2 separate regions of the Homo sapiens genome follow, and region 1 is linked to region 2. A link is a loop called in an ENCODE intact Hi-C map of the cell type or tissue named here. Cell type or tissue: ascending aorta. All regions are shown on one strand. Links, peaks and the distances in the headings refer to the core of each region. The heading gives the core; the rest is flanking DNA. Region 1 overlaps CEP41 (centrosomal protein 41). Region 2 overlaps CPA2 (carboxypeptidase A2).

Region 1 (16,624 bases), core at 4,498-12,497, 120 kb before region 2:
TGTTTTACATATTTTGTAAATCTCTTTAGTGTCTGGTTTAATGAAAGGATTGCTGATTTTCCTCTCTGCTTCTGCGGTGTCTGTCGTGATGTGCTGTTTGTGTTAAAGTGTGTGAAGAAAATCCAGCTCACACAAACCTGTAGGTGGAAAAGGGAGAAATATTTCAATAGTCCTTTCAGATAAAACTTGACAACTGCTAGTTTCTTAAGGATTAGCTGTAATGTAGAATCTGAAATCATATCAATGAATCTTTCATACTGTTAGATTAAAATCAGGCACTTGCAGTGTAACTGTCTTATACTTTGAATCTTTTACCCATGCATGATTGTATAACATCATGCACTGGCCATTTAGAGAATATTGGTTCACTGAGTTATGAAGATCTTCCCAAAGGTTAATACATTTTATTATACAACTGTCAAAAAAATCACATATATTATTCTCACTATCTATCTTACCAAAAAGGTCTGTAAGCATGGGGAAGCAGCTCCCCATACTTCGGTTCCTGATGGCAAATATAGTTTCCAAAATTCTGAGTTTGGCTTAAAATATAATCATTGGCAACAATGCCATCAGTAGTGTTCCCTGAAATAACAAACAGGCTTATTTAGTTCACTTTTGAGAAAATGTCTGCCAAATATACAAGTCTAACTAACCATAGTTTTTCTGTCAGTTTTTCTTCCAAGCAAAAATGGTGTGCATAGCAAAAGTTACTGGTTCAGCCTGCAACTCAGCAATCACACTAATACTTTTCCTTGAGATAACCCTGGTAATTTGGTATGTAGCAAACGTGATGTATGTGGACTCCTCACCTCATCACACAGAACATTAAAAAAAGCATGTACTTACTTCAAGGTGAGATGTAATAAGAATAGTAAGTGTTACTGCTTTAACAGGGACCTTCTTGTAGTGTGACTGCCATACTTATTTACTGTGAATGCATGCGTGATGGTGAATAATACAATGATTGCTAATAAAGCTTGGTGCCACAGCCCTGATTCTTACTAAGGTGCTAGCAGCTTTATCCACCATTTCTTTTGTACCATCAGTGCAAATATAAACACAGTAAAAAAGACAAGTAACATCTCATGAAAATAGTTTTTACCTTGCAGATCCCCTGAAAGGGCCTTGGGGATGTTTGGGGTCCACTACACTTTGGGAACTTGTACGTTAGCACTTCCACGACAATTTAATAATGATGATAAGATTTCCTTTTCTTGACTTAATGTCAGTGGAACTAATAAGTAAATACAAATCCTGAGGTTCAATCTAATTATTTCTTCATTTGTAAATATTAGACAATGATTCTGCAGCTTCAGACCCTGATGCTGAAACCACTGCCAGGACCAATGGGAAAGGAAATCCAGGTGAGCAGTCGCCGAGCCCTGAGCAGTTCATAAACAACGCAGGAGCAGGGGACTCCAGCCGCTCAACTCTTCAGAGGTACTCGAAGCTGATTCATATTTTCACTGCATTTTGCCTTTATATTAATCTAGACGCCAATTTCAGGGATCTTTTTTTTTTCTTGCCTTAGAAACAGAACTGGCAGGAGTAAAGTCTCACATTTTAATCCCAGCCTTCTACTTTATCTTTATATAAATGCTACCTCCTGAATCTTTTTCACTGCATTCTTACTGAGTTAATGTGAGAATATATTAATAGGAGAGTTTAATTTTCATTTCTCGTTCCATTCTTCTCCCTCCTACATATAAGTTTGTTATGAGGAATTAGCTTTACAAATACTATCTTTTGATTCAGAGAGTATGATTTTTCCCCCTTTTCCGACTGCTGAAGCTTATAATACCCTGTCCGGAAGTGACAGTGCCACACATAGTGCTCTGATACTGAGTAGGTGCAAAGGAAAAAGCAGTACTTGGTGTTTATTCTAAAGCTGAATGTGGCTGTTCCTTCTTTTTATTTTATTTTTCTGCTCCTTCTTCTAAGGCATGGGCCTCCTTATTCCAAGGATTACATGGACTTTAGTCCGTGTAGTACTTTCTAACTAATATTAACTGTTGATTATAGGGCAGTACTGATTTTCAGCAGATGTCCATCCCTTTGACTGATAAAATAGTTCTGGAGAAATTAGTTCTACCAGAGAAAGAATTGCTATCATCATCCCACCATTATTATTATTCTTTTAGCTTTATATTATTATAGTTACTTTTGCGAGAGGACTCTAAAATTGCACTCAAGAAGAGATAGGCCAACAGGACTTCCACTGAGGATGCAGTTTCTTATCAAACAGATGTTCTTCTCCTTTGGTTCAACAAAATATGCACTATATAGCATAGAGTTATAGTGTTTATTGGATTTAAATGCAGAATTTGATTTGCTGTTATGGGAAAGGAGCTATGCTACATACTAATCTGTGATTTAGCATATGAGTCTTAATATTTCCTAAGAAAGTAACCATCTTCTTATTCCAGTAAGGATATTTCACTGCTTGCCATTTTGTTCATAACACCTAGTCTTGTTATTACTTTGATTCATGTTTTTACCACATTTTCCCTATAATATTAAGATGGTGACCAGTTTCAGTGATTGAATGACCTTAGAATTAGAACTGTTAGTGGTAGTGGTTAGCTTCCTCATTTTAATCCCAGCTCTTCCTCTGCCTCATTCTATGAATGCCACCAAATCTAAAGCCTCGTCAACCTCAATGTTGTAACCTATAAAACTGGAGTAAGTACAGAGAGCTATGTAAGTATTAAGACTCAATACCATAGCAGATATGTCACTGACTACGTATATGAAATATATAAAGCATTATTGTTACTTTATATTACTTACACGTAGAAAGAAATGTCTTTCCTTTTTCCTGTCCTACCAACCATATTCTTCCCTCTTTCGCTCTACTGGATTCACAGTTCCCCTCTTTCTCCCTCTGATGCTGCCCTTGTGGCTAGAGGCAGCATGTGCCCTTCAGTCCCTACCCCCTCAGCCATGTAATGCACTGACACGCATTGTCTGAAGGTGAGTGTGGACATGTGGGTCTCCTCTGTGGGGTCCAGTGTAGTAGAAGAGAAAATCCACAGGATCCTGCATTCAGAGGCAGAACTGAGACACCACGTCCATTTTCCTTTGCCTTTGAAGCGTCCTTTGAAAAGACATTGAGCACTCACCTCACTATTCTGAAGAGACACGTTCGACCTTTAAGCCACCAACCTCTGACTAGTTTCTGCTGACCTACTTTTTCACTTGCAGTGTCATCAGTGGTGTTGGGGAACTGGATCTAGACAAAGGGCCAGTGAAGAAAGCAGAGCCCCATACCAAAGACAAACCTTATCCTGACTGCCCCTTCCTGCTGCTAGATGTGCGTGATAGAGATTCTTACCAGCAGTGCCACATTGTTGGAGGTAAGAGAGAGAAGGCTTTAAAGTGCCTCACTCTCAAGAACAGAGAGCCTGCTCTTGAGTCTAGGCAGGCTGGAACCACAGCCCATGGTAGACAGTTGAGGAAACCGTATGTTAGCTGGATCCATTATGGAATCCTATAGGGTTGGCTCCACCATAAAATACTCTTGAGAGGCTGCTGATTTTCACAGATGGCTGTCAGAAGCAGGGAAGTGAAGCTTCATGCTTTGTTCATAGTGCTCTTTCTTTTCTTTCACAGAAGTGTTTAGGTTTATGGCTTGTTGATTTTTTTTTTTGTTTTTTTTTTGTTAATACCTTGCTCTGTTGCCAAGACTGAAGTGTAGTGGCGCGATCACAGCTCACTGCAGCCTTGCCTTCCTGGGCTCAAGTGATCCTCCTACCTCAGCCTCTCGAGTACCTGGGACTACAGGCATATGCCACAACACCCGGCTAATGTTTTTGTATTTTTTATAGAGATGAGGCCTCACCATGTTGCCCGGGCTGGTCTCAAACTCCTGGACTCAAGCGGTCCACCCACCTTGGCCTCCCAAAGTGCTGGGATTATAGGTGTTAGCCACCATGCCCAGCAGCTCATGGATTTTGAAGATGTATTTAACTCTTAGATTTTAAACCAGCTGGGAATTGAGGCCAAGTTGTATTAAGAGAACAACAGACTTCCTAAACTTTTTCTTCTCTTTGCAGCTTACAGTTACCCAATTGCAACTCTGTCTAGAACAATGAACCCTTATTCAAATGATATTCTTGAATATGTATCCTTTGTTGCATTTTAAGGAATTGGGTGGTATGAGGATTGTAAGAATCAAAGTTATCATGAACCACGCTCCTGGTAAGAATGCTGTGAAGGACCTTTGATATTATTTGGCTGAGCATATTTTAGAATTTGGATTCCTAGCTATTGCCAAGAATCCTGACTCTTTAGGCGGATGCTTTCAAACCGTCTTGCCCTGGGCCAAAAAACACTAGGTTAAGAGTTAGGATCCATTGAGAGTTAGTCCTAAGAGAGTTTTTTTCCTCCCAGAAAACTTTCCATAGCAGAACTTAGGGTTTTTTTCTATTTTAATTTTTTCCTTTAAAATTTTAATTTTTTCATTGATAAAAATTATACAAGCAGAAAATAATTTAAATACCAAAAATTATTAAAAGGAAAATTGAAATATCTTATAATCACACAGTTGAGCAGTGGCTTCTATTACATTATTAGTATATTTTATTCCAGACTGTCTTCTGTGTGTTTGTTTTTTTTTAACAAAGTTGAAACCTTACTATATATGTAATTTAGTATCCTGCTTTTTTTCAGTTCATATCCCGATGTATTTCCCCATGCTGATGCAAGCCTTCTGTAAACCACATTTTTGATGCTGTGTAATATCTTCAGATTTACTATGATTTACTAAAATATTCCTTTATTTTGGACTTTTTAGATGGCTCCCACATTTTTACTGTCATAAATAGGCTTCAGTGGACACATTAGGCATAGAAGTTGTTCTATTTCTTCATCTGTAAAATGGGGATTGTAATATTTACTTTCCAGGGTCATAGGGATAAGAGAGCTAAAGGATGTAAAGTCCGGAACTAGTGCTGTCTTTTAGATCATGGTAACATCAGTTTGCAAAAGAAACGAATACCAGCTTGTGTGGTTTCCATGATGGGAAACCATCCAGTCCCTGCTGGTGTGACGGTAGGAATGGGCTTGTCCATCGTTCCCGGGAACTCAGACAGGTGGACCTGACCTTTTATTCCTTGGGGGTTTCTCGTAGTCTTGGGACATCAGCCCAGTGCCTTGGAACCTTAACTCATCTGACTCTTAGAAAAATGCCCATGGCAAGATCATCATTCTGTATGACGATGATGAAAGGCTGGCCAGTCAGGCGGCCACCACCATGTGCGAGCGTGGATTTGAAAACCTCTTCATGCTTTCCGGAGGTGAGCAAGGTGATACTCTGCTTGGGACTTCAAAGGCTGATCATCCTTCAGTCCCACCTGCATCCCCTTTTCTCTCTTGGTGCTCAGAATTCAGTGTTCTGGAAAGAGAAAAAGCCATGCTGGCTGAAAGGAGTCAGGAGTTATGTGAAACTTCCCTTAGCTTCATCAGCACATGTTTTTAATTCCTGATGTTGCTTCAGGGCTCTGTCACAAAGCCCTAATGCTGAAGACTCGAGCAAAAGGATTTCTTGTGGAATTCTCAGAATCCCATGTAACAACAGATATTTTCTGGTATAATTTGCTTAATGATGAAATAGTTAAGAAAGATTTCATGTCCTTGTGTTGGCCTCAACTTGATGACCAGAGATTAGAAGACATGCAGGCTTCTTTCCAGGTTTTGGCCTGGCCTTGCCATATTAATGCAGCTTTTTCTGATGATTTTCCAAACCTAGGTCTAAAAGTCTTAGCTCAGAAATTCCCGGAAGGACTGATTACTGGTTCCCTGCCAGCATCTTGCCAGCAGGCCCTTCCTCCTGGGTCTGCCCGGAAACGATCCAGCCCCAAAGGGCCACCCCTACCAGCTGAGAATAAATGGAGATTTACCCCAGAAGACTTAAAAAAGATAGAATATTATCTGGAAGAGGAGCAAGGGCCTGCAGATCATCCTAGTAAGATCTTTTGACCTTTAAAGATAATGTTTGGTTTGCAGCTTTGAATATCACCTCATCATATGAAAACCTTCATCTCTTATATTTAGATTCTTAAAATACTAGGGAGGTATGTTACAGGTGCTGGGGAGGGGAGGCAGTGGAGGTGACCCCAGATAGTGGCAAGAATTACGCATTGAAGAGAGACTTTATCAAAACATAGCGACTTTTTTTTTTTTTGAGACAGAGTCTTGCTCTGTCACCCAGGCTGGAATGCAATGGGATGATCTTGGCTCACTGCAACCTCCGTCTCCCCGGTTCAAGCGATTCTCCCACATCAGCCTCCCGAGTAGGTGGGATTACAGGTGCCCGCCACCACACCAGGCTAATTTTTTTGTATTTTAAGTAGAGACAGGGTTTCACCATGTTGGCCAGGCTGGTCTCGAACTTCTGGCCACAAGTGATCCACCCACCTCAGCCTTCCAAAGTGCTAGGATTACAGGCATGAGCCACCACGCCCAGGCAAAAATGTAGAGACTTCATCAAAAAGTATATCTCAGGTAAAATTGAGGAGTTAAGCATCAGACCTTCAGATTCCTTCTTGGAAAGTTTTCGATTCCTTCTGCAGCTTTTGCTTCTCCACTCTGAGAGCCTCTGTGGTTTGTCTTCCTACCTTAGTTTCACCGTACTGCTTTCTCTTTTCTTTCCCCAAATCACTCCTCGTCTGCATCCTCTCTACCAAGGAAGTAGTGGAGGACAGACTAGGTTTGTTGGGGATGTTGGAGAGGAAGGGAAAAAAAACCTATCTGGGTTTCCCTTCATTTCTGTCCCCCTCCCCACCTTCAGGCTGATCTCAAGGATGAGGAGTAGGCCATCGTTGGCCTAAAGTAGATACTGCATAGGACTTCATTAGCTTAAAAGTGGTTGTAGGCTAGGACTTCATTAGCTTAAAACTGTACTTGGCAGATTGTCCCTGGAATCATTCTTGCAGCTCTGTTCCTTCTTTCTTGCTCCCTTCAGGCCGACTGAACCAAGCTAACTCCTCCGGAAGAGAGTCCAAGGTGCCTGGTGCCCGAAGCGCTCAGAATCTGCCAGGTGGCGGCCCCGCCAGCCACTCAAACCCCCGCTCCCTCAGCAGTGGTCACCTGCAAGGCAAACCCTGGAAGTAAAGACTTTGTCTCACTTAGGCAAATAAATGTTCTTCCTCTTTTCAGAACCCCTGAGCATTTCCCAAGTTGGGTCATTTCCAGAAACTTCTGCAGAGGAAAGACCATGACATATGTATGGGATAGGCCTCTTCCCTGTCCCTGTCTCCAGTTCCTCTCCCCTCAGGAGGCCACCTCAGGAAGGATTTTGACAGGTGACCATAAAAACCAGAGGTGTGACAGGCTCTAGTCTCCTCCCTGTTGTTTACAGCATATTTAAGTCTTGTGAAACTGTATAGGAAAAAAGTATCTACGTTTTTAGTTTTTTTGTTTTGTTTTTTTTTAATAAGGTCCAGCTTGTTGGGTCTCTCTGTGTTGTTTTGTAAATACTTCAGTCACATCTGCCCGTGTGCCTGTCCCTGCCACCTTTTCATTCACTGTTCTTGACTTCATGAAGGCTTCTCCGGGCAGTCTTGGTGTGAGAAGCTGTTTCCAAGGGTGCAGATGAGCCTTAGGTTCCAGCCGCCTGCAGACCCCACCCCAGCAGGCTCACTCAGCAAGGAGCTCTCTGCCCAGCATATTGCAGGCCCTGTTTTGAGTATGGAAGCCAGTGCCTGTGTACTCACTGAAATTGAAGATGAGGAAAGTAGCTGTACACTCACTGAATGCTCCCCCTTACTAGATATTTCCTGGAGCCAGAAAGGTATGCATGTGGGTGTCTTCACACCGGGGAGGAGGGCCTCTCATGGGAAAGCCCTGGCCACCACACCGGCCTGTGCCCCTTGAAGCCCACCAAAGCGGCCCTCACTTGTGGTCAGTATATCAGTTATGACGCCCATTGCCCAGCTTCAGTCCATCCATGTTAGATGGACAGAAATTATGGCCAGTTGAAAATACCAGCTTTGGTTGGACAACTGTGGACACACAAGGTGAAGAGGACTCCGAAGTCCTTTGTCAGGGCTGACAACCTCGTAAGCCCTTGCTTAGAAATACAGTATTAGTCTAATTGAGTAATTAGTGCAATTTCCTGCTTACTTTTCATTCTCATGACTGAACTGTGATTAGGAAGTTGTGATTATAGATTCTGGTTTTGGCCGGAATTTTGAATCAGCATTAATTGAATTGCTAAATGACTGACATTCATTCCATTTAATTGGGGGAACAAAAGGCCTCAGGTAAGGATGAGGAACTCTGAAATCAGATGGAAAAGAGCGGTGTTAATTTTTATGGTCTGTGATCGTAGCTGTGATAAGGGACTGAGGAATAAATTGTGCTCTTTGTCATGGCAACCAGCTTCTGAAAAGCCCACTGAAAATTGCCTGTCCTGCTGGTAACTGCTACGGGGTAAGATTTGCCTTAACAGTACTATTTTCTCGCCACCAAAAAAAAAAAAAAAAAAAAAAAAAAATGCACCACAGTATTTCTAGCATGGGGGCTGTGTTTGTATGAGAAATAAACGTAATAAATATCTCATAGAGACATATGGAAAAATAACTTTCAGATTCAGCCCAGTTCTGTTTTAGAGTGTGTTTATTCTTCTCTACTTGATTTCCAAAGTGCAACATTTTCCGATGCTTTAGAAATCAAACAAACCAGGGACATTGTTCAGATGTCAAGCCATGCCCAATTTTCCACAAGATTCAAGAATCTTGTATAAAATTCAGCCAACGTACACATAGCTTTAATGAGGAGCCTGTCATGTTTCCCCATAAATTTATTGCCTGAGAACTTAGTTCAGCCTTTGCTAATGCCAAAATGCTCTGGCTTTGTATTTTCTTTACAGCATAGATAGAAAAATGCACATTTTTCCACACTCAGCTTTCCCCTAGCATGGACAAGATTTTCAGCCATTTTTGCCACATATACATTTTTAAGGAAAAAAGATTTTTCTCTGTAAGAAAGTTCTGGTTATGCTGTTTTAAAGGTGACTTGTCAGGAGTTGAGACTTCCCTGCCGGATTCTATTTTGAAAGTAAATGGTCTTCCCTCCTTGTTCCGATTCTGCGTTCCCATCGTCAGACAACTTTGGAGTATTAGAAACCACTGTATATATGTGGAAAGCCAGGTCAGCCAGACCTGTTAGAATTGGTGTGCACTCACCTGAGAGATCTGGCAGGTTGGATATATTTATGTGTATTTCTCCACAGTGCTTGCTTTGCCCTGTTGGTAAGGATTTTAAATAACCATGCTCAAAAGAGCTGTTCTAATCTGCGTTTTGCATGTTAAGTGTTAATATCAAACATTCTTTACGTGCTCGAGGTATTGCTTTTAACATTCTACTTTGCCAGTTTCTTCATTAGATTAATTGACATGTATTATTTAAATGACCAGTGATGCTTTGTGCAATTATGAATGTTGAAGATTAAAGTACATAGTTACTAATTTGTCGTTTGCTATTAATATGCTGAAAACTGCCAACTTCTCTCTTCTTTTCTGTCGAGATGATTTGGGGGAGCCACAGGAGACTGGTGTGATTTTTGCTGCATCTCCTAGGAAAGCATTTTTTAAAAAAAATAAATGAATCAGGAAATCAGTCCAATTAGGGCAGGGGGCCTCAGCTCTCCAGTCAGAAAGCCTGGATTTCTTTTCCTGCTCAGGCTGGGACTGAAGCCACCTTCAACAACTGGATCATGGCTTCCTACCAGCGTCTCAGGGGTTGACTAGCTGCCCTTGTCTGGGGCTTGTGAACCCTGAGACAGAAGGTGCTTCATCGATGTACAACTACAGCACCCTGAACAGCAGTGATGGCCAAAGTTTAAATAATACCTTAAATGCTTTAAAGGGGTTTGTGTTTAAGGAAGGGAGAAAAGAAAAAAAGAAAGGAAGGGAGAAAGAAGCAAGGAAATGGGAAGAAGGGAGGGCAGAGAGAAGAAAAGAAGCAGAAAGCGAGAGAGAAAGGAGAAAGCTACATTACTTATTTGAAAACAAAAGGAACACCCTGGGCTGTAATAATGTCAGGCTCAATCTCTTGAAAAAGTATGGAATGATTTAAATGGCCTGCATTCATTTTATCTTTTATCTTTTTTTTTTTTTTTAACCTTTAGTGGTTAGCCAGGACCAGCACGATCATATTGGGCTTGGTATAAATCCGAATGAAAAGAGACCAAATAACATTCATTAGTTGCTCAGGGATTTTTCCTGTGGTGCTATTTAAATTATACAAAAATTCTTAAGACTTTAGGCTACTCGACCAAGAAAACAGAACAAAACAAAAAATCGTGTTTTCTCTAATTCCCTTGTGGAATGTAAGTGAAATCAGAGTCCTAGGCTAGGAAGAAATACGTAGGTAATTTTTCTTGTGTTGGTTTTGGTTTCTGTCATGTTGTTTATTGGCTATAGATTCTGTCTTTTATGTTATCTGACTTTTTTAGAGCGAATAATTAGTTTCTGTCCACCTGGATTTAAATCCATGACCACCTTCTTGCTCTACTCTGAAGATAATCAGTAAGAACCTTTCTTTCTCCAGTTCTAAAACGTTCTCAGTGTCTTTAATGTGTGTTTATTTTCTTCCCAATTCTTTCAAAGATTTAACTCCCACGATACTTTTTTTTCCCCAGGAAACACCGCAAATGTGTGGAATATAATTCACCAGTTTAATTATGTGAGCATGTTGAGTACTTACATGCAGGTCCATTAATTTTTCACTAACAATTATTTTTTCATGCAAAAGCAATAAATAACATTGTGCTTCCAAAATGTTCAGAATACATTTGGGTAGTAATACTTTCCTAGATTTACAATAATTATTGAAATTATTATTATGACATCTTTAAATGGATACACAGGTCAGTTACAACATAAAAAATGTAATGGTGGAAATTTGTCAGCCTTGAATTCAGGCAGAACAGGATTCGGTGCATGATTTTATGTGTTTTCGAAACGGTGTCTGTCACATTGTGATCCCCTGATGGCTCCCCTCTCTGTTGCTGATCCTCTTTGTTCTGTACAGAAGCAAATTCTCACCTGTGTAACATCCTGAAGCACCTGGTAAAATGTGAGGCAAAGAGAGGCCACTTCTCAAATGCTGTGGACGGATGGGCTGCATCTTTTAAAGGATATCAATATGTCTTCCTGTTGCAATTATTTTGACTATAAGCTCCCAGAGAGTGAAAATCACCAACCCTGTGACAGTGGCCCTTAATAAGTGTTCATGAATAAATGAATTGAACCTGTCAAGATTGAAGTTTGGATGTGATGCCCACTGTGGTGGCCACTCAGTGCTAGTCTGTCATTCTGGAGACCCAGAAAGCTCGTTATCTTCTGTCCCCCTTGTGTATCCTGCCTTTGTGGGCGAGGCATTCAAAACCCTGAGGTTTTTAGATCTCCCTCTACAGGAAGTACCCAGAGAGCTGCTGGGGGTGTTATTACCCTGTCTCTGCCAGGCTTAAAGTATCCTCCCAAATTCAGCACGCAAAGGTCACACACCACCCCCATCTTAAGAGTAGGTTTTCTCTTTTGTTTCAAATCTTGAAGATTTCCAGAAAATAATAATACTAGCCAATGTTTGTGGAGAGCTTACTTTGCTCCTAGATTCTTCATTATATGTTTTGACCCATTTAATTTCCACAACAGTCTGATGAGGCAGGCACCCCCATTTTCAGATGAGGAGACTGAGGTTCGGGTAGAAATTAAGTGACTCAGGTTTGCCTTCAGTCTCTGACCAAGGGTTTGAAAAGCCAGGAGCCAGCCTGAGAACTGTGGCTCCAGAGGGTGTTCTTTCAGCCACTCCGCTCTATGCTTCTCACTCTGGGTGGGCACAACCATGTTCTCCTTTGGTGATGCCTCTAACTTACCGTGAAAATGTACCTTTCCCTTCGCTATTGGCTTCCCTTCCCTCCTAGTCAGCCGAGATTCTTTTGAAAACTTTCCTCCGCTTGCCTGCACAAAAGGCGATGGAAATTCAGGAACTGAAACATCTGCTCTGGGGAATGCGTATTTCCACATTTCCACCGCCTGTGTCTGCTGTCTTATCTTGAAGACAGGTGCTCCAGGGCTTCCGAGGTTATTTTGTCTGTTAATGGACACCTTGCAAAGTACCACTTAAGGAATGAGAATTACAAACTTTTAATTATATTGTAGGGGGAAAAAAGTAGGCTGTTTTCCTGATAGGTCTAGCCATTCATTCAGTAAACCATATTGATATGATTTGTGCCTGATCTTTTCTTTCCTTTGTGGTGATGTTTCTGATTTCGGCTGAAACATAAGTTGCATGAATTGGCGATGGCCATAGGCCTGAGTTCCCGGGGGAAGCAGAGGCAAACCTCCTTGCCCCAGTCCTTGTCAGCAGAGCCCTTATTCTACTGCACTCTTCTAAAAATGTAGCCAATACCACTACTGTGGTTAAGCAGAAGACTTTCCATTTTCTCCTTTTAGTTTGGCAATAAACATTTGGCAATCCCAGTCTCTGAGGTTGTTGGATGATGCTCAGTGTTTGAGTTGCCAAATTAATGCAGATCCTGAAAGCTTTGGGGAATAATTCATTACCCTTTGACAGTTTTTTAGATTTGACGATGCATGCTCTGTGCTTTTCTGAGAGCTTCTCCTTGATTTGGCCAATTTGAATGTTACGGTTAGTCATATCAGCTTCATCTGAGTAGCATCTGGGTCTTAGTGTGTTCACAGAATGATGTTGCTGTAGTCCTTAAAGCAAGAGTCCCTGTGCATCTTCAAATCCACCTCATCCCACTCGCCCTTGCAAAACAATTGCCAGGGTGATGAATCGCCCCGCACTGGATGAAGGACCAGTGAGGTCATATCTGGATTGTATTCAATGACATTCCCATTTTAACTTTAGGCCAAAGACAGAAAGCTAGCTGTGCATATCTGAGTGTTAATTCAAGAGGCTACCCTAAGGATTCTCATAGATCACCAATATTGGGCCCACAGGCCATTAGAGAACCATATGTAATGGTCTGAGTAAAAAGTAAAATGAGTTCATTTGAAAATAAAGATTTTCAAAGGCCCTGGGGAATAGGCATTAGCATAATCAATTCCCAAGATAGCTACAAGAACTGAATGTGAGCAGGAAGGGGTTTTGGGAATTTTCATCAAGCTACAACAAGGGGTAGGATGGGGAATGGCCCCCAACTGCATGAGCTGAGTAATCTCTTCCTTTGGTAGAAACACTGCTGCTTCCAGCTGTATCTTGGAGTGTGAATTTTTCTGAAGATAAGACAAACTGCAGCGTTCCGGGCAAGATGATGAAACATTATACCGGAGCAGAAAAAAATGAGTTTAGACAAATCAAAAGAATCTGAGTAAAAACTAAGATGGCCATTTAGCTGTTTGATGTTGATAATACACCGATGTTAGGTAACTTTACACACATGTTATCTACTGTGTTCGAAATAGCTCCCTTCACTCCCTGCCCGTTATAAAAGCTGATTATAGAAGCTCATTGCGAGAAATGCTGAGAAGCATAAAAAGGAAAACTACCACCACCACTACCCAGGTTAATCATTATTATTATTGGGGGATATATCCTTCCAGGAAGAGAAAGAGAAGGAGAGAGAGAAAGCATGTTTGTGTGTGTGTGTGTGTGTGTGTGTGTGTGTGTGTGTGTGTGTGTCTTTTAAACAAGATGGGATCCAGACTCAATATTTTGTATCCAGCTTCTTTTTTAAAACAACTGTATTGTATAAATCACATACCATAAAATTCACCCATTTTAAGTGCACAACTCAATGATTTTGAGTTAAGTTTACAGAATTGTGCAACCATCACCACAATCCAGTTTTATAACATTTCCATCTTATAGCCAGTTTCTTTCACTTAGTATGTTGTGAACATTTTTCCATGTCAACACAGCCCTTAATGGTGTCGTGTTGTTCCAGTGTGTGGATGTGTCAGATCAGCATCAAGACTGGTAATTATCTAGGTTTTTTGTTTTTTACTTTTCCAATCTTGTACATACATATTTTTGAATCCATCCAAATATTTTTATAAAGTAAATTCTTCCATGTGGGTTTTCTGGATCAAAGACACAATACATTTATAATTTTGATTTATATTGCCAAATTTGCCCTCTGGGAAGGTGGTGCCAGTTTCTGCTCCACCAGCACTACATGTTAACACTGGAGTCATCAGTCTTTTTATTCTTTGCCAATCTGATGAGAGAAAAATATCTTCATTTCTCCTTAATGAACAAGAAATCACTTAGAGGATCAGTGTCTTTCATACATGTATTGATTTGTGTTTCTTCTTAGTGGAATTGCCTATTTTTCTTTTGAAATGTTTGTCTTTTTCTTTAACCCTTTTTATTATTTTAACCCCTCAAGGTTATTAATACTTATTTTCATATCAATACTTTCATTTTTAAGTTGCAATATTTTCCAAAATTGTCTTTTAGGTTATTAATACTTATTTTCATATCAATACTTTCATTTTTAAGTTGCAATATTTTCCAAAATTGTCTTTTAGGTTATTAATACTTATTTTCATATCAATACTTTCATTTTTAAGTTGCAATATTTTCCAAAATTGTCTTTTAGCTTTATGTTTTTACTTAAGAATTTTAAGTGTCTTCACCCATAGATTTGTAAAAATGTGTATCTACAAACAAAATGTAAATCTCTTCCCATACTTGAAAGTACAAAAAAAAAAAAAACCAACAACTTTCTTGTCTCCATTTAACAAGCATTTATTATTTTTTAATATATTTCTTTCTTTTTTTTTTTTTTTTTTTTTGAGACAGAGTCTCCCTCTGTCACCCAGGCTGGAGTGCAGTGGCACAATCTTGGCTCACTGCAACCTCCACCTCCTGGTTTCAAGCAATTCTCATGCCTCAGCCTCCCGAGTAGCTGGGATTACAGGCATGCACCACTGCCCAGCTAATTTCTGTATTTTTAGTAGAGATGGGGTTTTGCCGTATTGGCCAGGCTAATCTCAAATTCCTGACTTCAAGCAATCTGCCCACCTCAACCTCCCAAAGTGCTGGGATTACAGGCATGAGCCACCACACCCAGCCTAAAATTGTTTTTTTTATAGAGACTGGGTCTCGCTGTGTTGCCCAGGCTGGTCTTGAAATCCTGAGCTCAAGCAATCCTCCCACCTCAGCCTCCCAGAGTATTGATATTACAGGTATGAGCCACTGCACCTGGCCAAGCATTTATTATTATTGATATTAATACCAATATTATTACTGTGTGCTGTGCACTTGGCCAAGCAGTGGGGGTTAAATGGTGAACAAAACAAAGCAATCCTTGCCCTTGTGCAATTGACATTCATTCATTGACTTCAGCTTTCTTAAGACTTACTCAACTCTGGGAATTCAAAATAACTTGCACAGGGTGTTTTCAGCAAGCCTACAACATACAGATCATAACATTTATGAATTCACTAATAAAAGTAGAGAGCATTCACTCAACAGGTATTTATTAGGCATCTATGTGTCAGGTACTGTTAACGCTATTGGGGATTGAATGCCAAACAAGGTGGTTCCTGCTGTCGGGAAGCACAGTTTATTTTAAATTAAGCAATTCTACCATCAAAGTCTAGTGCTCCAGTTTTATAAAGTGATAAATTGTCATGCTAACTTAATATTTCTTCTCTTATCAGTCTTCATTAAACAAAAGGTGATCAGCTTCCTACTCACTCAAACTAAGCAGTTAAAATGGGTTTTGAGAAGAGAGTTATAATGTCGTTATATAGATTGAAGGGAAGCATTTTCTAAAAGATAACTTGAAGAGGGTGTTATCAAATCTTTTAGGTCATCTTTCTGTAAAGACTGAAACACCATTTTACCTCGTCTCATAAATTTACATGTTTATACGTTTATGTAAATGATATAATGTAATAATGTAACAAATACATACAAAATGTAACAATACATACATAGAGCCTCATCCTTTTTTTTTCTTTTAAGAGACAGGGTCTCACTTTGTTGTCCAGGTTGGAGTGCAGTGGTGCCATCATGGCTCACTGCAACTGCAAACTTCTGGGCTCAACGGTTCTTCCCACCTCAGCCTCTCGATTAGCTGGGATTACAGGTGCATGCCACCACACCCAGCTAATTTTTTATTTTTTGTGGAGGTGGGGGGGGGGGGTCTCGCTATGTTGCCCAGGCTGGTCTCGAACTCCTGGGGTCAAGGAATCCTCCTGCTTCAGCCTCCCAAAATGCTGGGATTACAGGTGTGAGCCACTGTGCCCAGCCCTCATTCTTTTTATTTTTATTTTTAGAATGTTGATAGCAAAAATAATAATAAAATAAAAGTCCAAGATGAAAATTCCATCAATGTTCCTCTTTTTTTTTAAAAAAGGCATTTTTGGCCTTCAGGCCATTTTATATGGAAAAGACTCAAGTCAACAGAGCTGGATGCTTCTTGAAACCTGGCCTGGCTGCTAGAGAGAGAAGCTGCCATCCTCACTCCAGCCCCAATCCACTCACTTCCCCAGCAGAGTCTGTGGGAAAACCCCCTGCTCCACATTCACACCTGAAGTGATATGGAAGAAACAAAGGGAGATTCTTTTTTCTTTCTTTCTTTCTTTTTTTTTTTTTTTTTTTTTTTTTTGAGATGGACAACAAATTTCATGTC
Region 2 (8,000 bases), core at 1-8,000:
TTCGAGACCAGCCTGACCAATGTAGTGAAACTCCGTCTCTATTAAAAATACAAAAATTAGCTGGGCATGGTGGCACACACCTGTAGTCCCAGCTACTTGGGAGGCTGAGACAGGAGAAGTGCTTGAACCCAGGAGGTAGAGGTTGCAGTGAGCTGAGATCAAGCCACTGCATTCCAGCCTGGGCAACAGAGTGAGACTCCATCTCAAAAAAAAGAAAAAGAAAAAAAAAACAAAGAGCCAGGTCTTGATAAAGGCTTATTTTTAGATAAACAAATTCTACAGAATGAGAGTGAGCTGTAAGGATCTGAACAAGCACAGGAGAGGGCACAAAACATATACTTAGGGAGTTCTTTGTTCTGGCCATCACACAGTAAGTATCTCATGGAGGAGACTAGATTCACTGAGGGAAATTGGGGAAGGTTGGGTTCCATGCATGAAGACCTATCCCTTTCAATAAAGGTATTTAAAAGTTTTGGCTCAAACTCACACGGTGCCTGCCATCTTAGTGGGTCATTTGTAAAAACTTCCAGCACATTGGATACTTACAGATGACAGAGCAGATTGGTCCCACTTTGTACTTGGTGCCATGCAGGCTTCTCAGAGATTGGGCAGCCTTTTGGGCCACTTCACTCTAGAGTAAGAGAACCAAAGAAAGGTAGACAGATAACACTTGTCTCTTGGGAGATCAGTTGCCCGACAGCAGAACATAGAATGCTCTAACTAGACTGTCTAGTTAATTGAGGTGAAGGCACAACACCCTTTTTATTTGAACCATTTTCACTGTGAAGTAAGCTTACTTCTCCAATAGAAGTAAGTTCACTTCTATTGGCTTTGAAAATACAACGTGAAGGTCCTCATTGTCTATTTGATCATCCTGGTGTTTGCAACACTCAAGGATTCATTATTTTGCCACCAGTTCTCTTTGTTCAGGAGTGTGGCTAAAATTAGGGTAGATTTAAGGGGTCTAAAGAGAATGTGGACTGACCCCAGGACATATGTGGGAAGTTGACTTTTCTTTTACTAGATCCCTACATTGGCTTATTTCCCTATGGCTGTCTCTTTTTCCAAAAAGTAGAGCTCAGAAAAATATTTTCCATTATTTGAGGGTTCCAATTTTGACTGATTGAGGCTTTACTGTCCTTGTCAGGGATAAATGTAAGGTCTTGAACTTGGGTCCAGGAAAACAACTGTACAATTACCAGATGGGGGAAACCTGGCTTGGTAGAATCCTTGGAGAGCCTGGGGGTTACTCTTGTCAATGAGCCCAACATGAGTCAACATCACAGGGCTACTGCCAAAAAACTAATGTGATCCTCAACTGAATGTGCAGAAGTGCACGGTCTGGCTGAGGGTAGTTATGGTCACACCCTGCTCTGTGCTGGGTAACCCACAATACTGATTTCACATTCACTTCTGGGAGCTACCTGCTATAGTTTGGATATGTATTCCCCTCAAGCCTCATGTTGAAATCTGATCCCCAAGATTGGCGGTGAGGCCTAATGGGAGGTGTCTGGATCATGGGAATAGATCCCTCATGAATGGCTTGGTGCAGTCCTCACAGTTAGGAGTGAGTACTTGCTCTATTAATTCTCTCGAAAGCTGGTTGTTAAAGAGTCCGGCACCTCCCGACTCTCTCTCTTGCTTCCTCCCTCACCGTGTGATCTCTGCACACGCCAGCTCCCATTTGCCTTCCATGAGTGGGAAGCAGCCTGAAGCTCTCACCAGATGCCCAATCTTCCAGCCAGCAGAATCATAATCCAAATAAAACTTTTTCCTTAATAAATTACCTAGTCTTAGGTATTTCTTTACAGCAATGCAAACAGATTAAGACACTACCCTTGAAGAAGCATATTCAGAAAACAGCGACCAGAATAGTAAGGGAACTTGGGCCCATAATATGAATGCTTGAAGGAACTGAGGTTATTTAGGAGTAAGAGCTAGGAGAAGCAGGCTGGTGGTCTTCAAGTAATTAGTGGATTCACCTCTCAAAGGGAAATAAACTTGCTCAGTAGAACCAGATGATAAACCAGGGCTGATAGGTGAAAACCATACAAAGATTTCGCTCTCTATAAAGAAGAACACTAACAACCTTCCCCAACACAGAATAGGCTCCCCTGAAGGCAGGAAGCCATCTAATCATAGCCTAGATTGACTATCTGCTAGAGGTTTGAGCACAGGTTTAGATAATTTAAGGTCATCTAGGTCTAAAAAAAGAACATTTTAGAACATTCTTTTTCCCTGATATGACCTTGAATGGTAATACTGACCATCAAAACCTCACAGCGCTCAAATCTAACTGATGAGATGAAAGGCATACTTGAATTGGAATAATCTAATCTATTTCTGCATGAGGCTGCTGACAATAATCTACTTGAAGGTAAATTGACAAAAAGGTCCCAACTCTGGGCTTATTTCTAACATATGGGTTTCATAAACCAAGCCTAAAAGCCAAATTAGAAATAATTTGCACATTCTTTTTAGCTGGGGATAGCTCTTGCTCAGTTGTGAACAGCCTCCTGAGATGTCACCATCTGATCTAAGGCTGGGGCCAGTTGGCTTATTCCTGAAACAGGAAGGGTGACAGAAGGTATCAAGTTAGGGAAGTGAGTGTTTTACCCCCAACATCATACACCAGTGCATCGTCATGGTAGATCACAGAGCCAAAGATCCCAGAAAAGTATAAGACAAGTTGCTGAGAAGCAGAATTGCTCAGCTTGGAGCATTTGACTACCAATCCAAAAGCCTCATATCCAAATCCAAGGGTTTTTTCCCCCATATGCAACAGAAAAGCATGTTCTGGGAATTTATGCTCAAACCAGGCTCCTGCTCATCTAGACTAAGGTAACAATAACTTCATGAATTCTATTTCCCAAAGAAACTTAATATAGGAAAGTTCAAAATCAGTCTTTCAAACCTTTGGCTGCATCATAATCTTCTCGGTGGTTGAACTTATGTTTCATTCATTGCTGTAATGGTACACCTCCACCTTAGGGCATGACTTTATGCCTGAAACTTACTTGACCACACAATGGATGTTTGTTGCTTGGCTGAAATTAAGTTTCAGAAACTCACCAGCTCATCAAAGTCATCTAACTTGGTACATTTGTACCCATAGGGGAACATCAGCAGCTGGGAATAGCTGTGGAGGGTAATGAAGGCCTTGACTTTTCCATGACTCTTGATGAAGTCCACTATGGATTTCACTTCAACTTCAGAGTTGGCACTGGGTCCGTGGTATGAATCAGAGCAAGGGTTGCTGCTGGCTCCAGGTCCTGGGGAGATGCAGAAGTAGCCCAGTGAGGACAGTGAGCTCTAAGAAGACACTGTAGGGAGGAGGTCACCATGCATCACTAATTTTCTCCTCTGGAAGTCGGGGCAAGATTGTCATTGTGTTAGATCAAGTCTCTTCCAAAGGTTATAGTCAGAAAGCCTAACTGAAGTGATTCTGGACACATCTCTTCTTCAAAAAATATGGTTCCTCTATACAGTAGAAAGAGCCATCTAATTAGATCATCTCCTCTCTGTAGGAGTTATTGGAAGAAAAGCTAGATTTAATATTATGGATGGAATTCCTGCATTGGGTGGGAGTTTAGCAAGTTCATTTTCTGGGATCTCATCCAATTCTTAGAGTCCAACAGTAGAAGATTCTATGCATCTGTAATTCCAAGGCACAAAGCCAGAAATGCAAGGAACCTCTGACACCCTTTCTGCAATGAGGAAATCATGACTACATTTGACAACAAGGCCACCTTTGGCCTTGATTTTCTCAGCAACTAGAGTGGCTCAAGACCACTGAAATGGGTCCATTGTAGGCCTGGCCAGGGCTCTCACTGCTAGAGAAACTTCCAGGGGATGAGTAGGGGTCAGGATTCCCTAGGCTCCCCATGTGATACAGACAAAACGTCACCTTATTTTAAAATTATTTAATGAAAATAATATCGGGGGGATTGACATTGAACTGTGGGCCATTGCTCAGTATTGTGCTTTAATTATTTTTCCACTACACTAAAAAAAAAAGAAGAAGAATTGTCAAAGCAATGAATGAAGTTGCCACTCATCCATATCCTGTAGCAGTTCTCTACAGTCCTGTCTTAGTTCCATAACTCTAATTAATTAATTTGTCTTACAAATACATAGTGATTACCTTCTGCGTTGCAGACACTGTGCTAGGTGTTAGGAATACTACAGTGAAAAAGACACAGCTCCTGACCTCAATTTTATCATAGCCTAGTGAGGGGGAAAAAATTTAATTCTATGGTTACTGAAACATAAGGGGTTTTCACCAGTACCTGAGGCCATAAAGGAGCCCCTAACTAGCCTGACACGGAACTCCAAAACATAAGCGCTGTCACAAAGCCAGGGCAGCAAGCTCACATTTTATATTTGAATCTGTTTTGAAAGTCAGTTTCTCCATCCTGTGTGTATGTACTTCTTTTTAGTTTTCTTTCTCGAAGCATCCATAGATGATGTAATGCTTCTCCTTGGAATAGATCCTATCCCCCTCTAGTGGCTGGCTCAGGGCTTCCCGAGTCCTCCCGCCACTGTGCAAAGTCTTGCTCCCGCTGCACAGAAGGCTAACCGGGCGACAGCTTGTGGGAAAACCAAGATGTGAGACAAAATATATTAAATGCTGCTCAGAGCTCTGTGACAGCACTGTGCTCCTGTGAAGGGAATTTAGTTAAGTGTTTTTCAAAGAGGTTTTTAAATGGCTTAAATCCTGGATGGGCTTAGCCAGCTGATGCACTGCAGGGCCATTTGAACCAGCTTGTGGGCCAGACCACGGGCTGACCATCCCTGGGGGCAAGTCCCTGCGCTCACCTCCAAAACCTGCATCCCAGTTCCGGTTAGGATCCACACCAACACAGAGGCTTCCAGATACCTTGGACCGGGTCTTCCGCCACATACGATTCTTTCAGATCCCACCCAAAAAGCACATGGAAAAAAAGAAAGAGGGTCATTCAGCCTGATCAGAAGGTTCCTTTAGAATTCTGTCAATTTCCCTAGTTCTCTGGGACACTCCTTTCCCTTGGCTTGGGGAGGTGTTGGACAGTCCTCATACAGGTTCTGCTAGGAGTTTCTCTGCCATCTCACCAAAGTGAGACATGAATACGCCCCCATCTCCTCAAATGAACGCCTGCCAAACACGTGCCATGGAACCCTAGTTCTGTCCAAGGCCAACAGCAAGAACCAAAAGCAGAAGAGAGGGTTCTGCAATGAGCCTATTTGGGGAAAATATGGAGCTAACTTGGTAAACTTACTTCAGAACTTCTAAGGATTGTTAATGCCTTGTTTTTTATAAACCTCTAAGAAACGGATACGGTGGGCGGTGTTTCCTGGTCTTGACAATGGAACCCTTGATTCATATGGTATCTCATGGGATGAGTACTAGTATTAGTATCAGTTTCTTTGAAAATGTCTTTGAAAACGCTACCGTAGTTAGCTCTTTCTAAAAATAAACTTGAAGCTGTCATTCATCTTGAATATATGTGGGGTCATGGTTGCTACAATAGTGTATTGTAATGAGATTTTAAGGGAAAAAAAAAACCATGTAACTCTTTTAAGTGATATTATGGAGGATTTCTCCCACAGATTTTAAGTAAAATGCTAGATGTACTGTACTGCCCACCTAAATCCTACTGCAATCTAATTGTCAGCAGGTAACATCCGCCTCCTCTTTTCTATCAATCCTACCACAAAAAATTGCAGAGATAATTGGAACAAATCTCCTAGATGACTCATGGTGAACACTGAGCTCTAATAGCCCAGCCTAACAGCTGAAATGGGCTCTGGCTGAGGCAACATATAAAGACATCATGTGTTGGAATAAGAAGTGATTATAACCACTTCTCTAACCCTCATTTCCGGGTGACTACTGAGAAATTAGACATTCCATTTAGAGTAAATCAAGAAAAGAATGAGTATTTTTATTTTGCTTTTGAAGTTCCTACACATCTCCTTAGGTCCTTGTTGAAGAAGGGAACAAAATCCAGGCTTACTTTGGTTTGAGAGAACACGTATCCATCAGGGTTTGTGACTGGCAGGAGGAAGATATCCAGGGCATCCAGAATGGAAGTGATGGATGGGTCCTTTCCATAATCAGAAACAATCTGAGCAAAGACAAGATACATGTCAACCTCACACACCGCTTTTGTTGGGAACACAGGACAGAATAGTAAGGTAGTGTTTTTTCCAGATGTGAACCAGGGATCACTATTGATCAAGGAAAGTCTTCTAGGCATCCAGCAGTCCGGTCTCCTGCAATGTTAATGTGTTGAATATGCTAGCGTCTATACTTTTATTTCTAATCAGAATAATTTACTTCTATTGAGTAAAAATCAGATATCATATATCTACTCTTTCAAAAGCAGTAACATTCTTCCTATCCATCCCAGTGAGACATTTTGCAATAGTGAGCAGTGATATATGTGACTTATGTGGACCTATGCACCAAAGAAATTTTGTTTGGTATTCCTTAATCCCTACATGAGATAACTTTCCAAAAGAACTCACAACAAACATCAGATTACTTAAATATGCAGAGACATTGCTAAAGACACAGAGAACAAGTTAAATTCCATTTGGGGAATTACATTTTTACTTGCCATTAACCGCAGTTGAGTTGAAGTTTCTGCTGGATTAAAATTTATTCATTTCCTGTGCTCAGCCATCCTAAGGCATTATTATTCAACTGTTAAATATCCATTTCATAATACCCTAAAGGTAACCGCATTTTAATTGAAGGGAAAAATGTATCAGTCGGTATGCACGTGGTTGCACATGCTTGAATGATCTGATGTGGATTGATTTCCTCTGCTCGTGAATTAACATTCTGATTTATAGCATGTCATTTTTGAATTACCTAAGAAATACCAGACTAGGTCATACCCAGCCCCATTTCCTGACTCTAATGCCAACAAACTTGTGGAAGAGAGATCTTACTACACCCTACCTTCAAAATCAAATTTGGGAAATTTTCAGAACAACCCAAACACCCTTAGCCAACTCCACTTTGGATCTGTGGGTTAACTCTTCTTGCGCCTGTTTGTATTTTCCAGGTGACCCCCTTTCATGATTTTATAAATTTCTAGCATATCACACCTCAGCCCTCAGGGTTCCAGGCAGCAAAGTGATTTTTCTCTAGTCGGTTCTTTTGCTGAAATCTGGCTCCCAAGGGTCCTCCCTGGCCACCCGTTCAATCTCTTTAGCTTACTGAGTCTTTTTTTTTTTCCCCTCTCTCTCACTCAACAGCAATCATCACATCGCTGTGCCTTTTAACACAGCGCACAGTGGCCTGCCCAAGGGGAGGAGCCTGGGGTGCTGGATGGGGCAATACCAAAAAAGTCTGGATGGGTTGACTGCCAGCCCGTGTGACAAGAGAAGGGTTTTGTCTGAGAGCGCCAGCCATCAGGACCACTGGGACTGTCATGGATTTTGGTGGGCCTGACCCCAGAAAGGCAAAATAAGCAAGGAATATTAGGCAAAATGACCTTATTTGCTGTCCAAAGTGCCGTAGCTTGTGTAACCCACTCTCGAGCATGGATCCCAGCATCCAGCCAGATAGCTGGCTTGTCTCCTCCGGTGCTGAACTGCAAAAGCAAGTGTGGCAATGTGAACGGCTCCACTGCCGTGGCACCTGGTTGCCTCCTTTCTACCCTAGACCATCCTTCTCTGTCCCTCTCTCTATTCTTGATGTGATTGACAGAGAAGGAAATACAGACAGTGATGCTGTCGACTAACTCTCATTTAAGGAGAATTTTCTTTTGTCCCCTTCTTCGAATGCAAGTGTAAACACAGACTGAGGGGCATAGACAATTCTCCTCTGATGTTTGTAAAAAATCGTTGTAGATGATGACATGAAAATATCTTCATATGCTGAAAATTGGAAAAAAATGGATTACAAGATTTCATTTTTATTTTTAAAGAAACTAGTTCATTTATACATACACATACATATGAGAAAAAAGGAAAAGGAGAAGGAGGAAGAGAGAAAAGGAAAAAGA

The links. Hi-C counts contacts between places; a loop is a spot of excess contacts. Peaks named below come from ENCODE experiments on the same cell type or tissue, not always from the same donor. Only the 100,000 strongest peaks of a DNase experiment are listed, where the experiment ranks them.
Region 1: a loop joins it to region 2, with 2.6 times the contacts of the local background. A loop is called at or near these places in 5 of 110 quality-filtered maps.

What each region holds. Positions count from the first base shown.
Region 1 is chr7:130,389,383-130,406,006 of GRCh38, reverse strand. It overlaps CEP41 (centrosomal protein 41), which reads left to right. Exons shown (of 11, transcript NM_018718.3): 6 at 1,299-1,443; 7 at 3,208-3,359; 8 at 4,059-4,126; 9 at 5,186-5,300; 10 at 5,753-5,968; 11 at 6,968-12,236. The coding sequence ends at 7,116. Among named protein-coding and RNA genes, the nearest start is that of CPA1, 17 kb to the right of the region's middle. RefSeq lists an enhancer at 11,266-11,325. In ascending aorta, for the core only: no CTCF peak of the experiment used is centred there; no DNase peak of the experiment used is centred there; H3K4me3 peaks cover 2,147 bases; H3K27ac peaks cover 2,333 bases.
Region 2 is chr7:130,274,735-130,282,734 of GRCh38, reverse strand. CPA2 (carboxypeptidase A2) reads right to left here. Exons shown (of 11, transcript NM_001869.3): 6 at 7,488-7,586; 7 at 5,997-6,107; 8 at 4,819-4,909; 9 at 3,073-3,272; 10 at 547-631. Among named protein-coding and RNA genes, the nearest start is that of CPA2, 12 kb to the right of the region's middle. RefSeq lists an enhancer at 4,372-4,666. In ascending aorta, for the core only: a CTCF peak has its summit at 4,509 (motif pointing left); DNase peaks (open chromatin) are centred at 4,524 and 7,333; H3K4me3 peaks cover 713 bases; H3K27ac peaks cover 1,002 bases.